Regions from separate parts of the Homo sapiens genome. Here region 2 is linked to region 1. Evidence: chromatin loops called from intact Hi-C (ENCODE). Cell type or tissue: K562. All regions are shown on one strand. Each heading gives the region's core, and the rest is flanking DNA. Links, peaks and the distances in the headings are about the cores only. Region 1 overlaps RALGPS2 (Ral GEF with PH domain and SH3 binding motif 2). Region 2 overlaps FAM20B (FAM20B glycosaminoglycan xylosylkinase).

Region 1 (8,698 bases), core at 299-8,298:
CATTTACATTCAAGGTAAGTATTGCGATGTGTGGATTATTTCCTTTTGTCATGTTGCTAGCTGGTTATCATGCAGACTTGTGTGGTGCCTTTATAGGGTTACTAGCCTGTGTACTTAAGTGTATTTTTATAGTGGCCAGTAACTGTTTTTCCTTTCCATGTTTAGCACTCCCTTCAGGACTTTTTGTAAGGCAGATCTGGTGTAATGAAATCCCTTAGCATTTGCTTTTCTGAAACAGATATTATTTCTTCTTCGCTTATGAAGCTTAGTTTGGCTAGATATGAAGTTCTTGGTTGGAAAGTTTTTTCTTTAAGAATGCTGAATATAGGCTGATATGGTTTGGCTCTGTGTCCCCACCCAAATTTCATGTTGAATTGTAATCCCCAGTGTTGGGGGTGGGGCCTAGTGGGAGGTGATTGGATCATGGGGGTGGTTTCTAATGGTTTAGCACCATCCTGCTAGTGCTGTCTCATGATAGAGTTCTCATGAGATCTGGTTGTTGGACAGTGTGTAAAACAACCAGATCCCCACTTTGTGCTCTCTCTCTCCTGCTGGCCATGTGAAGATATGCTTGCTTCCCCTTTGCCTTCTGCCATGATTGTAAGTGTCCTGAGGCCTCCCCAGAAGCAGAAGCTTGTGCAGCCTGTACAACCAGAGCCGATTAAACCACTTTTCTTTATAAATTACCCAGTCTCAGGTATGTCTTTTTTTTTTTTTTATACAGAGTCTTGCTCTGTCGCCCAGGCTGGAGTTCAGTGGTGCAGTATCGGGGGAATTTCAGCCCCCAATATTTCACGTGGGTCCTTTTCTATTTTCCCTAAATGTCGGCCAGTCTGAGAAATAAAGGGAAAGAGTACAGAAGAGAGAAATTTTAAAGCTGGGTGTCCAGGGGAGACTTCACATGTCGGCAGGTTCCGTGATGCCCCCAAAGCCGCAAAACCAGCAAGTTTTTATTAGTGATTTTCAAAAGGGGAGGGAGTGTACGAATAAGGTGTGGGTCACAGAGATCACATGCTTCACAAGGTAATAAAATATCACAAGGCAAATGGAGGCAGGGTGAGATCACAGGAACGGAGCGAAATTAAAATTGTTAATGAAGTTTCGGGCACGCATTGTCATTGATAACATTTTATCAGGAGACAGGGTTTGAGAGCAGATAACCGGTCTGACCAAAATTTATTAGGCGGGAATTTCCTTTTCCTAATAAGCCTGAGAGCGCTATGGGAGACAGGGGCTTATTTCGTCCCTTATCTACAACCATAAAAGACAGACATTCCCAAAGCGGCCATTTCAGAGATCTCCCTTTGGTAATGCATTCTCTTTCTCAGGGATGTTGCTTGCTGAGAAAAAGAATTCAGCGATACTTCTCCTATTTGCTTTTGAAAGAAGAGAAATAGGCTCTGTTCTGCCCGGCCCACAGGCAGCCAGACTTTAAGGTTATCTCCCTTGTTCCCTGAACATCGCTGTTATCCTGTTCTTTTTTCAAGGTGCCCAGATTTCTTATTGTTTAAACAATTTGTGCAGTTAACGCAGTCATCACAGGGTCCTGAGGCAACATTCATCCTCAGCTTACAAAGATGACGGGATTAAGAGATTAAAGTAAAGACAGGCATAGGAAGTCACAAGAGTATTGATTGGGGAAGTGATAAGTGTCCATGAAATCTTCACAGTTTATGTTCAGAGTTTGCAGTAAAGACAGGTGTAAGAATGATAAAAGTATTAATTTGGGGAACTAATAAATGTCCATGAAATCTTCACAATTTATGTTCTTCGGCCATGGCTTCAGCCGGTTCTTCCATTTGGGGTCCCTGACTTCCTGCAACAGTGCAGTCTCAGCTCATTGCACAACCACCTCCTGGGCTCAAGTGATTCTCCTACCTCAGCCTCGCGAGTAGCTGGGATTACAGGTGCCTGCTACCACACCCGGCTAATTTTTTTTTTTTTTGCATTTTTAGTAGAGATGGGGTTTTGCTGTGTTGGCCAGGCTGGTCTTGAACTCCTTACATCAAGTGATCTGCCCACCTCAGCCTCTCAAAGTGCTGGGATTACAGGTGTGAGCCACCGCACCTAGTCAGTGTGTCTTTATAGCAGTGTGAGAACTAACCAATACATAGGCCCACAATCTCTTCTGGCTTGTAGGTTTTTGGCTCAAAGTACAGCCATTAGCCTGATGGGGTTCCCTTTTTAGATGACCTACCTGCTCTCTCTGGCTGCCTTTAACATTTTTTCTTTCATTTTGACCTTGGAGAATCGGATGACTGTGTGTCTTGGGGTTGGTCTTCTTGTGTAGTATTTTTCAGGGGTTCTCTGCATTTCCTGAATTTGAATGTTGGCCTCTTTAGTGAGGTTGAGGAAATGTTCATGGATAATATCTTGAAATGTTTTCCAAGTTGCCTGCTTTTTCTCCCTTTCAGGGATGCCAATGAGTCGTAGAGTTGGTCTCTTTACATAATCACATATTTATTGTTTTTTTGTTTTTGTCTGAGTTATTTTGGAGAGCAGGTCTTTGAGCTCTGAAATTCTTTTCTCATCTTGGTTGATTTTGCTGTTAAGATTTGTGATTGTTTTCTGAAATTCTTGAAGTGAGTTTTTCAGTTCCTTCAGCTTAGTTTGGTTCTTTCTTAAAATGACCATTTCATCTTTTATCTCCTGTATTGTTTTATTCTATTTCTTAGAATTTTTTGATTGGGCTTTGACTATTTCCTGAATGTCAGTTATCTTCATTCCTATACATATTCTGAATTCTATTTCTGTCATTTCAGCCAGGTTATGAATAATTGCTGGGGAACCAATGTAGTTGGAGTTAAGACAGGACAGTCTGGCCTTTTGAGTTTTTTGTACTGGTTCTTTCTCATCCATGTGGGCTGATATTTCTTCAGTCTCTGAAGTTGCTGTCCTTTGGCTTTTTTTTTTTTTTTTTTTTTTTGGCTTTTATCTTCTTGGATGCCCTTGGAGGTTTGATTATGGTATAAGGTGGGTTCAGTCGACTGGCTTTGAGTCTAGTCTGCTCTTGGGTTGTGAAGGAGCCCCCTCTGTTTACTGTCTCTATGCCTGCATTTCTTTTATTGGATGTTCTGATCCATGGGGCTCCCTCATGCAAAGGCCGTATCCTTGCCAGGTAAGCCCTATTCTGCTGTTCATGTGCTCCCCAGGAATCACAGGGTTGTGCCTGCCTACGGAATTCAGGCAGAAGCGGGACTGCTGGGCTGGAAGCTGTTGCAGATATGGCCTGTCTGGCTACAAGAGGCCAGGCCAGGAGTGGGTGGAGTTGACCACCCTGTCATCTGAGTGTTTCCAGGAAGACGGGAGGCTGTGCTTCTCAACAGATTCAGGCTGAAGTAGGATCACTGGACTAGAAGCTGTAGCAGGTGCAGCTTGCCTGGCTACCAGTAGCAGAGGTGGGTGGGGATGCCCGCCCTGCCATCTAGGTGCTTTCTAGGATAACGGGAGGCCATGCCATCCAGCTGAGTTCCCACAGAGCACAACTATAGGCCAGAAGCTGTCTCGAACTCCTGGGCTCATAGCGATTCCCCCACCTCAGTCTCCTAAAGTGCTGGGATTATAGATGTGAGCTACTGTATCTGGCCTGATTTCTTTTTAAGATGTTTATCTCTTCCTTTGTTTCCTAGATTGCCTTAGAAGTTTCTTTGTGTTGATATTCGACCTTGTCTTGGATCTTGTTGAGCTTCCTTTTTGTCGGTGCTTTGAATTCTTTTTCTGTCATTTCTGAGTTTCCATTTTGGTTAGGGACCATTGCTGGAGAGCTTGTGTGATCCTTTGGTGGTGTCACTGTATTCAGATTTTTCATGGTGCAGAATCCTTGTGTTGGTTCCTTCTCATCTGGAGACATTGGCACTTCAATTTTTGTAATTATTTTTGTGCAGGTAGAATTTTTTCCTTCTTTTTCTGTGATATTATTTTTTCCTCCTTCCCTTTCCCCACTCCCTAGGGGGTGTGACTATAGAGAATGCTGGGTAGGGTCTTTTGACTTTGCTTCTGTAACCATAAGCACTTCTGTTGGCAGGTTTTTAATTGGGATATGCAGTTCTACCTATCAGCCAGTAGATGGCGCTTACGGGTAAGAGCTAGCTGTGGCCAAAGTGGCTGGGTGTACACTTGATCCTTGTTTACTGGGAGATGCTCTCTGTTGCCTCAGGCAGTGGGCTGATTTGTGGAGTAAACAGTGGTCTGTGCTCCCTCCTCAGTCCTGGGGAGGTGCTGGGAGGGGTGGAAGGTGGGCAGGGCTGGACCAAGCAGGTCCACCTACGGGTCCCCCAGTGGCAGGCACAAGAACCAAGGCCAAAGGAGAATCCAGTGGGTGGCCACCAGACGCCCAGAAGTGTGTCCAGGTGTGGAACTGAGAAACCTCCTTGACCCCAAGTTCTCTACACATAGATAGGAGTGGCCTAAACTCATAATCCAGGAGAGTGGGTGCTCCAGATGCTTGGAGATATGCCTGGGACCTGGGCATGGAGCAGAGATAGCCACCCATGCACCAGGATCTCTGCACAGGAATGGTAGGGTGGCTCAGGCTGCTGTTCCAGATGAGCAGGTGCTCCAAATGCCTGGAGATCTGCCTGGATATGAAGCAGAGATGGGGACCCCTGCACCTGGATCTCTGCACAGGAAAGGTGGGGCTGTTCAGGCTACCAATCCCAGCAAATGAGTGCTTTGAATGCCTGGAGGTCTTCCTGGCCATAGAGCAGAGAGGCCCTGCTGCACCACAATATATACCCAGGAAGGGTGGGGCAGGTCAGGCTGCTGAAGCAGGCAAGTGAGTGCTTTGAATGCCTGGAGATCTGCCTGGGTATGAAGTGGAGAGGACCCACCATGCACAAGAAGGATGGGGTGACTCAGGCTGCTAGTCCATGCAAGCAGGTGCTCCAAATGCTTGGAGATCTGCCTAAGCGTGCAGTAGAGAGGGCCCTACTGCACCATAATCTATGCATAGAAAGGGTGTAGGTTGGTTTAGCCTGCTGATCCTTGGAAAGGGATGCTCTGAATACCTGGAGATCTGCCTGGGTATGAAGCAGAGAGGGCCCTGCTGCACTATGATCAATGTCCATGAAGGGTAGGGTGGCCCAGGCTGCTGGTCCAGGCAAGTGGGTGCTCCAAATTTCTGGATTTATGCCTGAGGTGGAGTGGAGAGGGCCCTGCTGCACCACGATCTTAGGAGAGCTTGCTGGGGTACCCAGCAGTGATATACATAGACTGGTTTCAGGTCATGAAGCTGGCCCTGGCTGCACGTCTCATTGTCCGGGAGAAAGTGCAGCTGTAGCAGCTCTCCCCACGCATCCAAGGCCTGCAGTGGGGGAAAGCACAGTTCCAACACCCCAGTTAGCTTCAGGGATTAGGAGCAACAATGTTCTATTCCTTGGCCTGGGTTGCTCAGATGCCCAGGGAAAAAGTGTCACAGAGAGAGGCTCTCTGCCTTTCTTGCATACTGGGGCCTCACTCACTTTTATCAGCCTGTGTTCTCCTTCCCAGGCTCTGGGTGTCGTTTATGATTCCACTGGGTTTCTGTTTTCCTTCCTGAATTAAAGCTTACAGAGTCGATTGCTTCTTTTTTTTTTTTTTTTGAGACAAGGTCTCACTCTCTTGCCTAGGCTGGAGTGCTGTGGCATGATCACGGCTCACTGCAGCCTCAGCCTCCCAGGCTCAGGTGATTCTCCTGCTTCAGTGTCCTAAGTAGCTGGGACTACAGGTGCACACCACCATGCCTGGCTGATTTTTTGTTTTTGTTTTTAGAGATAGGATTTTACCATGTCACCCAGGCTGGTCTTGAACTCCTAAGCAGAAGTGAAGCAATCCACCCACCTCGGCCTCCCCAAGTGCTGGAATTACAGGCTTGAGCCACCATGCCCAGCCCACAGTTGATCTTTATGCACTATCTTGATATTTCCAAGTGGCTGATGCATGCTAAAAGCCTCTAATCAACCATGTTGGGGGGAAAAAGATGCCACATTATCTTTATCATTCACTTTATTTTCTCTGTCACACGTATACATACTGTTTTCCTGAAATATTTAAGATTAGTTTGCATACTTCATACTTTTTTTTTTTTTTTTTTTCTGAGACAGTCTTGCACTCTCGCCCAGGCTGGAGTGCAGTGGTGCAATCTTGGCTTACTGCATCCTTAGCCTCCCGAGTAGCTGGTACAATAGGCACCCACCACCAGGCCTGGCAAATTTTTGTATTTTTAGTAGAGACAGGGTTTCACCATGTTGGCCAGGCTGGTCTCGAACTCCTAATCTCAGGTGATCCATCCACTTCAGCCTCCCAAAGTGTTGGAATTACAGGCGTGAGGCACCGCGCCTGGCCACCCTTTTACCTCTTAGTACTTCTGCGTTTCTTAAAAACAAAGTTTTTTTATGTTGTTGTTGTTTTTTTTTTTTTTTTTGAGACGGAGTTTTGCTCTTGTTGCCCAGGCTGGAGTGCAGTGGCACTATCTCGGTTCACTGCAACCTCCCCGTCGCGGGATCAAGCTATTCTCCTGCCTCAGCCTCTCTAGTCGCTGGGATTACAGGCGCCGGCCACCACGCCCAGCTAAATTTTGTATTTTTAGTGGAGACGGGGTTTCACCATGTTGGCCACGCTGGTCTCGAACTCCTGATCTCAGGTGATCCACCTGCCTCGGCCTCCCAAAGTGCTGGGATTACAGGCGTGAGCCACCGCACCCAGCCTTCTTTATGTATTAATAACTACAGGAAATTGTCACATTTAGGAAATTGATATGGTAATCTACAGTCTATATTCCAATTTTGTGAATTACCATTAATATCTCTTAAAGCATTTACTACCATCCAGTACAGGACCTTTAGTTGCCATATCTCTTGAGTTTCCTTTAAATTGTAATAGTTCTTCAGCCTTTCTCATAACATTGGCATTTTTTGAAGAATATATTTATCGAATGTTTCTCAGATTAGACTTGTCCATGTCCTTGAGATTAGATTTCAGTTATGGGTTCCCAGCTCAACTTCTTGTCAGTAATGTTGTGTCCTTCCCGGAGTATCATCACATCCAGAGGCACATGATGTCTCTCTTTTCCCCATTGGTGATAATAATTTTGATGTACTCAGTTAAGGGATTGTCCAGTTCTTCACACAATATAGTTACTTATTTTTTTTTCTTGTAACTAGTAAGCAGTCTGTGAGGAAAAACTGTTTTTGTTTTTTTACTTTTTTCTAATTAATGTCTTTGTAGGAAATTTAAAAATATACAGGTAAGCTAAAGTTAGGGAAAAATTGTCATAAACCTAGCGATAACCACATTTTAGTGTATGTTGGTTCATCTCTCTTCTTTATGTTATAATAATGATTACCAAAAAGGACTATACCTTAAATACTGTTTGGTAAATTGCTTCATTCATTTAGCAGTATATTATAAATATTTTTTTCATGTGTCATTAAGTATTACAGTATTTTAATGGCTGCATAGTTTTCCATTGTGTAGCAGTCACTTGCCTATAGATTGTTCTGTGATGTTCAGTTTAGCCTCACATTCCAGGTACAAGAGATCCTTAGTGGCTGTCCCCTAGGGGTTAGGGAATCTCTTAAACCCAGGAGCCTCCAAGCATGGAATCTTGATGTCTGTCTTATCCCATCAGCACTGCCATGTTGTTTTTCTGTTCTGCTGTTCCACACTAATATGCTATGTTCCTTTCTCTGACCATTCCTAGGTCCACAGTAGCACACTTTTGTCAAATATTTAAACCTATTTCTGATTCACTTGGGTTGTTTTCATGCTTTAACTGCTAATATTGTATCCAGATGTTGGTTTTCTTGTTTGTCTTATTGCAAATATAGGCTATAATGAGTTAAGTGAACTTTTATGGGGTAGTCTTCTGAGTAGAGCATCTGGCCAAAATACCTCATACCCACCAAAAACAAAAACACAAAATATTTGGAGAGCACAGTTTATCTTTTTATTTGGAACTTCTTTGCTATTACCTGAATTTCTAGTTAACCTATATTCGTATTTTGGGTCAGGTATCTTAGGAGATCTCAGCTCTTGTCTATTAGGATTACTTAGCAAATTATCTTAGTGAACTTTCTGTACAGGAGATAAAGCATAACCTTTAAATGCATTATTTTATAGATTTTTCTCCCTTTAATATTTAATCATTTGAAAGTCTCTCTTCTACAAGTTGTTTAGTTTCAAGCTGTTCAGGTATATGGAAATATAACCTTTCTGTATAGATGTGGGACAGTTTACAAATGAATCAGCCCATACTTTCATAGTTTAGTTCAAATGTGACAAAATTATATTTGGAAGACTTAGGTGTAGAATCTCTTTTTATTGACTGAAGGCAAAACAATTTTAACTTAAGTGAATGAAGTAACTTTGTTATTTTTAAACATTTTTTTGAGGCGGAGTCTCGCTGTCTCCCAAGGTGGAGTACAGTGGTGCAATCTCGGCTCACTGCAACCTCTGCCTCCCAGGTTCAAGCGATTCTCCTACCTCAGCCTCCCAAGAAGCTGGGATTACAGGCACGTGCCACCACACCCAGGTAATTTTTTGTGTTTTTAATGGAGACGGGGTTTCACCATGTTGGCCGGCTGGTCTCGAACTCCTGACCTCAGGTAATCCACCTGTCTCAGCTTTCCAAAGTGCTAGGATTACAGGCGTGAGCCCCTGTACCTGGCCTATTTTTAAACTTTTCTTTACACTTTGAGAAATAACGTCTGCTATTTTATAG
Region 2 (8,698 bases), core at 106-8,105, 300 kb after region 1:
CCTCTGGCCTCATTTATAAGGGCACTAATCCCGTTCATGTGGGCTCTTCCCTCGTAACTTAATCATCTCCCAAAGGCCCTACTTCTTAATACTGTTGGACTGTTGTACCAGGGATTACGAATTTGAGGGGGACACAAACATTCAGACCATAGCAGTTGCCTTTGCCTTGAATTACTGGAGGACCTACACTGTACTAAGGGCTACCAGACTCTAGCTATTAAGGTGAGCCTCTGGAAAGATTGAAAGGTTGACAGTTTTCCAGAATCAGTTCTCCTTTTCTAACTCTGAATTGCTGCTAAGGTAATTTTTGCATCTGCTGTGAATCAGTTTCCTCAGCCTGTGTGAACAGTTTTTCCAATTTGAATCTGTACTTATACTTACTTGTAGGGAATAGGATATTGCTAATTTGGGAGTAGAATAAGTGTGACTTCTTTTTACAAGTAATGGTCATCTGCTTGTTTGTGGGAATCTAATATAAATGGCTTTTATTTCTCTCTGGTCCTTAAAACCTTTGCAGGCTTAGGGGTCTTCAAGTTCTCCCTTTGGTCTGTGAACTCCGCACTGTGTTTACCATAGTTATGCTCCAGCACCTTGTGATATCTTGGCAGGAAAATGTCCCTTGTAAATGAGTATATTTGTTGTCAGATATTTTAGTACAGGCTGTTAGGGATCCTGTGTCTAATTGGTCATGCCCCGCTTGTTTTCAATTTAAGTGATTTGAGCTGCTGGAGCGTGAAATTATCTAGGATCACATTTGAGTTTCATATAGAATTTGCTATTGCTTTGATGCTAAGAAGAGAACAGTACTTCCACCTAATTCACTAAGTTTTAATTTAATTTTCAGCTTTGGGAACCCCTCGCTGGATGAAAGAAGCATTCTTGCCCCTCTCTATCAGTGTTGCATGTAAGTTATGCACAGCAAATACATGTGCCTGCATTGCCTTCTTTTCCAGGCTCAGGTAACAGTACATCCATTTTCTTGGCCCTCAAACTTTCTGATACCTGAGCAGTGCTTTTCATACTTTTCCAACCTAGAACCTCTGGACATCCTGAAATGGGATATCAGGGAAAGGTGAAGGCAGATAACCCAAAGCTCAGAATTCATCTCAAATTTTGTATGAATAGAAGATTGTATGTATACAGTAATACATGTTTGGTTTAATAGCAGAATATAATCACCCACACTCCCCACCCCACTGCCAAAAAAAAAAAAAGGAGTAAAATCTGTATGCCTGGTTACTACACCTGGTTACCTTGTGGTTTTAACTCCTCTCACTCACCCATCACATACCACCTGGGGTTTACATATTTCAGTTTGAAATTGTCTAAACCAAAAGTAACTTTTTCCATAAATAATAATTTATTTTGGCCAGGCACAGTGGCTCACTCCTGTAATCCCAGCAATTTGGGAGGCCAAGGTGGGTGGATCACCTGAGGTCAGGAGTTCGAGACCAGCCTGGCCAACATGGCGAAACCCCGTCTCTATTAATAATACAAAAATGAGCCGGGCATGGTGGCAGGCACCAGTATTCCAGCTACTTAGGAGGTTGAGACAGGAGAATTGCTTGAACCTGGAAGGCAGAGGTTGCAGTGAGCCGAGATTGTGCCATTGCACTCCATTCTGGGTGACAGAGTGAGACTCTGTCTCAAAAAAAATAAATAATAAATAATAATTGGTTTTTTTAAAAAAACTCTGTATTAGAGAACAGAGAAATTGAAAAATGAGTCAAGAAAATGAGATAAAGTCTAAGCTCTAAGAAGCTTCTTTTCATCATTCCTGAAATAATTTTATTTTACTATTTTATTTTTTATTTTATTATTTTTTTGAGACAGGGTCTGCATCTGTCACCCAGGTAGGAGTGTGGTGGTGCGATCTCAGCTCACCGAAATCTCTGCCTTTCGGGTTTAAGCAATTCTTGTGCCTCAGCCTCCCGAGTAGCTGGGACTACAGGCACCTGCCACCAAACCCAGCTAATTTTTGTATTTGCAGTAGAGACGGGTTTCACTATGTTGGCCAGGCTGGTGTCAAACTATTGACTTCAAGTGATCCGCCTGCCTCAGCCTCCCAAAGTGCTAGGATTACAGGCGTGAGCCACCGCGCCCGACCATCCTGGTGTAATTTTAGAGCACGCACATCAAGAATTAGCTGGGATCCACCTTGCTTGGCTACACAGAAAAACAAGTTCAAGAGCACCATTTAATACTGGTCAGCTCCCAGCAACATCATATCACATAAGACTGCCATAGCAACTGGTCTCTTAATCTTCTTTCTTTTTTTAAATGACAACAAAATTCTGTAGAAAGTAACAGTTTACCCAGGCTGTCCTTCATTGTCTTTATTAATGATAGGAAGCAGTGATATATACAATCAAGAATTGTGTGTTTGTCTTTGAAGATGTTTTTGTGGTAGTAGTTTTATCAGTCTGGTTCAATCAGGAGATAGCAAAGACATAGTGTGATAAACAGAGGTGTTTAATATAAAGAATTTTTTTTTTTTGGAGATGGAGTCTTGCTCTGTCACCCAGGCTAGAGTACAGTGGCGCGATCTCGGCTCACTGCAGCCTCCACCTCCCATGTTCAAGTGATTCTCCTGCGTCAGCCTCCCAAGTAGTTGGGATTACAGGCGCCCCTCACTGCATCTGGTTAATTTTTGTATTTTTAGTAGAGACGGGGTTTCACCATATTGGCCAGGCTGGTCTAGAACTCCTGACCTTGTGATCTGCCTGCCTCGGCCTCCCAAACTACTGGCATTACAGGCGTGAGCCACTGCGCCCGACCCAATATAAAGAATTATTAAATTCCAATAACAGGAGTGACTATAAAAGGGCTGAGGGAGAGTACCCAAGGAAGGACAAACTTGGAAGGGGATCCCCTCCCAATGACTGGAGTTTGGACTTCAGTGGAGAAGGTTTAGCTCAGCCCACCAGATAGCAGAGAAGTTTGCTAGTTTGCAGGTGCTGAGCAAGCCAGAAGCAACTCTCCAGAGTGCAGGTGGGGTGTACATTCAAGCCACAGCTGGTGTCATGACATGCAGAAGGAGAGAGAGAATCCAGTAGAAACCTTCTGTGCTGCAAGTGAGGCACACACGTGGGCCTTCAGAGGGAATTGGGGCCAGGGTGAGCAGATGGCCTTCAAAGCTCTGGTTTCCATGTTGAGAGGGCCTCGGGAGAGTTATCCCCAGGCCAGGCTAAGGCTTCAGGTCACCAAGGACCCACACCTTCTGGGAGTGTGGCTAGACAGGTCTTCAGTGGATGACCTCTCTGCCTCCCCAACACCACCATTGACCCACAGAAGCATTTGGAGAGCCCCTTCACCCTGCAGTGTCCCCTTTGCGCCCTCTAGTGAGAATGCTTTAGGGGAAAGATGCTTAAAGGAATCCCATCCGTCGTAGCAGAGCACATTTTGTTTTTGTTTTTGTTTTGTTTTGTTTTTTGAGATGGAGTCTCGCTCTGTCGCCCAGGCTGGAGTGTAGTGGCACGATCTCGGCTCACTGCAACCGCTGTCTCCCGGGTTCAGGCGATTCTCCTGCCTCAGCCTTCTGAGTAGCTGGGATTACAGGCACCTGCCACCACGCCCAGCTAATTTTTTGTATTTTTAGTAGAGATAGGGTTTCAACATGTTGGTGGGGCTGGTCTCGAACTCCTGACCTCAGGTGATCCGTCCGCCTTGGCCTCCCAAAGTGCTGGGATTACAGGCATGAGCCACCGTGCCTGGCCAGCAGAGCATATTTTGAAGAGTGAATTTGGAGCTGAGAGGAAGTAACATAATAACTTAGTCTCACAGAGGAAGCTCTGATGCTCTGGGCATTTGTAATATATTTAAGAATAAAAATAACTGTACTCCGTCTGTGCCTGTTTGTCCCTTCCATGCATGCTTTATGCAGCAGTCTTTCTTACCTTTTAAATTGCTGCACAACAGGCTGCCTTTTACAGAATCAGACATTTCTGCATACCCAGTAATTCCTCCTTTACCCACAGAGAGCTAAGAACTTTTCTTCTCAGATTTTAAATAAAAGATATGCTATAGTTGGTGTCTTAGTTCGTTTTGTGCTGCTGTAACAGGATACCACAGACTGGGTAATTTATTTTATTTTATTTTATCTTATTTTGAGATGGAGTCTCGCTCTGTTGCCCAGGCTGGAGTGCAGTGGCGCGATCTTGGCTCACTGCAACCTCCGCCTCCCAGGTTCAAGTGATTCTCATGTCTCAGCCTCCCAAGTAGCTGGGATTACAGGCATGTACCACCATGCCCGGGTAATTTTTGTATTTTTAGGAGAGATGGGGTTTCACCATGTTGCCTAGGCTGGTCTCGAACTCCTGACCTCAAGTGATCTGACCCCTTGGGCCTCCCAGAGTGCTGGGATTACAGGCATGAGCCACCATACCTGGCCAGACTGTGTAATTTATAATGAACAGAAATTTATTGGTTCACAGTTCTGGAGGCTAGAACGTTAAATATCAAGGTGCCAGCATCTGACAAGGGACTTATTGCTGTGTCATCATGTCACATGGCAGAAGGCAAAAGGGCAAAGAGAGAGGGCAACAAGGGGCTGAACTCGCCTTTTTTTTTTTTTTTTTTTTTTTTTTTGAGATGGAGTCTTGCTCTTTTGCCCAGGCTGGAGTGCAGTGGCACAATCTTGGCTCACTGCAACCTCCACCTCCCGGGTTCAAGTGATTCTTGTGCCTCAGCCTCCCAAGTAGCTGGGATTACAGGCACCTGCCACCACGCCCAGCTAATTTTTGTATTTTTAGTAGAGACGGGGTTTTACCATGTTGGCCAGCCTGGTCTTGAACTCCCAACCTGAGGGCCCACCTCGGCCTCCCAAAGTGTTGGGATTACAGATGTGAGCCACCGCTCCTGGCCTTGAACTTGCCTTTTAATAACAGCATTAGTTCCACCCATGAGGGCAGAGCACTCATGGCCTAACGACCTCTTAAAAGACTCTACCTTGATACTGTTACAATGGCAATTTCAACATGTATTTTGTAGGGGACAGACATTCAAATGGTAGCAGTTGGTGAAATAAGGCAGATAGGTATCCTTAAAATAATTTTTTCCGCCAGGCGCAGTGGCTCACGCCTGTAATCCCAGCACTTTGGGAGGCCGAGGCGGGCGGATCACGAGGTCAGGAGATCAAGACCATCCTGGCTAACACGGTGAAAACCCGTCTCTACTAAAAAATACAAAAAAATTAGCCGGGCGTGGTGGCGGGTGCCTGTAGTCCCAGCTACTCAGGAGGCTGAGGCAGGAGAATGGCGTGAACCCGGGAGGCAGAGCTTGCAGTGAGCCGAGATCACACCACTGCACTCCAGCCTGGGCGACAGAGCAAGACTCTGTCTCAAAAAAAAAATAATAATAATAATTTTTTCCCAGTAGAAATTATTTTAGACTTCAGAAACACATGAGGAAGAAGGAAGTTTATAGTACCCATTAACGTCTAAGGATTAACGTCTAAGGATCCTCTTGTTAACACTGTAGTGTACTTCATTCCAATCCATGTATGTGTATTTTGTTTTCCTACAGATTTGAAGTGAAACAGGTTTTTCCTCCAACCTCTTCCCCCCACCCAGCATCATATCATAGGCATTTTCCCATTCCACTAAATTTTCAAAATTGTTTTTAACAGCTGCATGGTATTCCTTTCAATGGATGAACCATAATTTAACTATTTCCCAGTCGTTAGACATTCAGATTGTTCAACATTTTTCCTGTTATAAACAGCACTGCAGTGAACATGTGTGTAAATCTCTGTATATATCTCTGATTAGTTACACAGAAACAATATCAAAACATAGTAATGTGGCTTACTCATTATGTAGGGGTAATTCTAAAGCAAAAATTATTTAGTTAAAGGATTTTACCTAATTATTTTTTCACTTTTGTCTGCCTAGCAGGCTTTCAACTCCGTTTGATAATGAGAAGTTTTATGTACCTTGTTCTATAACTTTTTCTCCCAGCATTCGGGTGTCCACCTGGAACAGACTGAACTACCTAAAGAATGGTGTGCTAAAGTCTGCCTTAAAATCTGCCATGGCCCATGACCCCATCTCCCCAGTGCTCTCTGATCCTCATCTGGACGCCGTGGACCAGCGGCTCCTGAGTGTCCTGGCCACCGTGAAGCAGTGCACCGACCAGTTTGGGATGGACACAGTACTGGTGGAAGACAGGATGCCTCTCTCACACTTGTAATTCTCGACACAAAATAAGTGAAACTTCTTTTTACAAAGATAGAGAAACAGCACAATCAATTCCAAATGGTATGAGATGGATTGGAAGTGGCCAGCAGCAAGTTCTGGTGACGGGACAGAGTGGCCTTGGATGTCTTTGGTATTTTCTGTAGTAGAAACTAAAGCAAAGACCACAAGTTTCAGAGCATGGAGACATTCCTGCTGAATCGCCTTCTCACCTCCTCGGCAATTGCTCATTCTAGGGTTGGGCATCATAGTTGGTCAGTCTTAATTCCCATGCCAAAGGACAAACAGGTGTGACATTTGGATAGATGAATACTGGGATTGGCTCTGGAGCATGTGTTTTGAGTTGAACCTTGCAGTCCTTTCTCTACGCCCGTGGATTTTGTGGAAACACTTTGCAATCTCTTTGTCTTTTTTTTTTTTACCAGAACTAGTTACATTGGAATGCTTACTGTCCTACAGAGTGGCAGCAAATAAAACCTTGCATTCCATCAAGCCAAAATAGCACACTCTGTTAGAGGAGATACATGTTTAAGATAGAATTGGAGGGAAGGACAAAAACAGAAAAATGTTTGGGCTTTTAAGCCATTGGGTAGTATTGTTTTGATGATCTTAGAGGAGGGAAGAAGAGAGAGAGACCCAATGGTAGAACCAGAATCAGGGAGATGACTGAACTACTGAAAAACAGGTTCCCTTGTATTTAGGATCTTAAGGTGTATAAAAAGCAAACATGACTTTGCACCTAAGTAAATTCTGCATTCTCATAGTTGTGTCCCAATTAACCAAAAAGTTGTCTCTAGAGAAAATACTATTACAATCTAAGCATGATTCTCTGTGGAGACTAATTTTTTCCCCTTTTGCCAAAAGCAGTCCTTCCCAAATTAACAAAGCAAACTGAAATAATACCTTGAATAACAGGTTGCCTGTGGTCTCTGTCATCCTCGTTTCTCTTCTGAAATGAATTTCCACCTCTGCCTTTAAGGCATTTTTGTCACTGAAGCTGCTGTTCCCAAGAGATCGGCAACCTTTTTGTCCCTTTCTCATAAGAAAGGGACACTCCTACAGGTGAGAGTGTATACCTTACTCTCTCAGATAAGTGGCTGGACTTATCTTGTGATTTGGGGCCATGGAAGATTGGAAACAAAGATTTTAAGCCTTCTTCTTTTTTTCTTTTTTCTTTTTTTTTTGAGACCAAGTCTCACTCTGTTGCCCAGGCTGGAGTGCAGTGGCACGATCTTGGCTTACTGCAACCTCCGTCTCCCAGGTTCAAGCGATTCTCTTGCCTCAGCCTCCAGAGTAGCTGGGATTACAGGCGCCCGCCATCGTGCCCAGCTAATTTTTATATTTTTAGTGGAGACAGGGTTTCGGGTTTCACCATGTTGGCCAGGTTGATCTTGGACTCCTGACCCCAGGTGATCCACCTGCCTCAGCCTTCCAAAGTGCTGGGATTACAGGCATGAGCCACCGTGGCCGGCCAAGATTTTAAGCCTTCTGAGCCTTGAAATTGAGGAGGTTAAAAGGAAGAGCCTTAAGATTTTGATTTATGTCAAATCCTAATTCTATCATTCAGTCTTGTTTGGAGTTCTGAACCCATGATGTTGTATTATGCTTCTTTCTCCTCTTAGCACTCTCAAATTTCAGGTTTGTAAAACACAGTTTTTGTTTTGTGTTCTGGCAAAGTGATCTCAACATGTAAGTAGTTGCAGTAAAACACAGGGGCAAAGGAAGACAGGCCTGATGTGCCCACTCATCTATGGACTCAGAGCTGTGTGCTTTGCTCCTGCATCTTGTTGAGGTGCTGTTCCAGCTTTGCATTTCTGTCAAGTAGAGGCGAATATATAAACAGTGTGGTTGAATACATTTAATGCCAGCCATTGGAAACTAGTTTTAGGCAACCACTCTCAAAAACAGCTTTAGAATTTATGCCCAGTTTTCTTGCATTGAAAGATAACTGAGTAATAACCTGTAACTATTTTTAAATGGCATGAAATTAGGAAACTTTTGTACATTTTATATACATTTTGAGATGAACAGAACAATGGGCTGAGTTATAAAAAGCGTGTATTGAATTTAAGAAGACAGACTAGCACAAAACACAGAATTCGTGTTAACCAAAGGAGGCATTGATTTCAGTTTTAAGGCTACTCAGTGTTGTGTGTCCAGGGAAATTCACAGCTCAGTATGAGAATACCTTGGTTAGTGCTCACCCACAAGCTTCCAGGAGCCAGCTGGGAGGAGACAATAGGAAGAGATGTCATCTCTGCTCTCCCTGTAAATGTTAGTTGAACTAAGTTATGGATTTGTGGTCTTTCAAATACATGACGCCTTTAGTATGCCACACTGAAATGAATAAGAAGTCTTCTGAAACTGGGAACTTCATAACATTGAAGGCAGAAGATTCTGCTAAGGAAAAAAGCAGGCAGGAAAGAAAATGTCTCATCCTTTCTTGAAAGCATTTGCAGAAAATATATCATTTCATTTTATTCCCATCTGTTTTCAAACTCGTG

Evidence for each region. Hi-C counts contacts between places; a loop is a spot of excess contacts. Peaks named below come from ENCODE experiments on the same cell type or tissue, not always from the same donor. Only the 100,000 strongest peaks of a DNase experiment are listed, where the experiment ranks them.
Region 2: it touches region 1 in a loop (5-fold over the local background); 3 of 110 quality-filtered maps call a loop at or near these places.

Annotation. Positions count from the first base shown.
Region 1 is chr1:178,764,456-178,773,153 of GRCh38, forward strand. All of the region lies in intron 1 of RALGPS2 (Ral GEF with PH domain and SH3 binding motif 2), which reads left to right. Among named protein-coding and RNA genes, the nearest start is that of RALGPS2-AS1, 43 kb to the left of the region's middle. In K562, for the core only: a CTCF peak has its summit at 4,068 (motif pointing right); a DNase peak (open chromatin) is centred at 4,076.
Region 2 is chr1:179,065,956-179,074,653 of GRCh38, forward strand. FAM20B (FAM20B glycosaminoglycan xylosylkinase) reads left to right here. Exons shown (of 8, transcript NM_014864.4): 7 at 845-904; 8 at 5,958-8,698. The coding sequence ends at 6,189. Among named protein-coding and RNA genes, the nearest start is that of TOR3A, 12 kb to the right of the region's middle. In K562, for the core only: a CTCF peak has its summit at 3,342 (motif pointing left); a DNase peak (open chromatin) is centred at 3,306.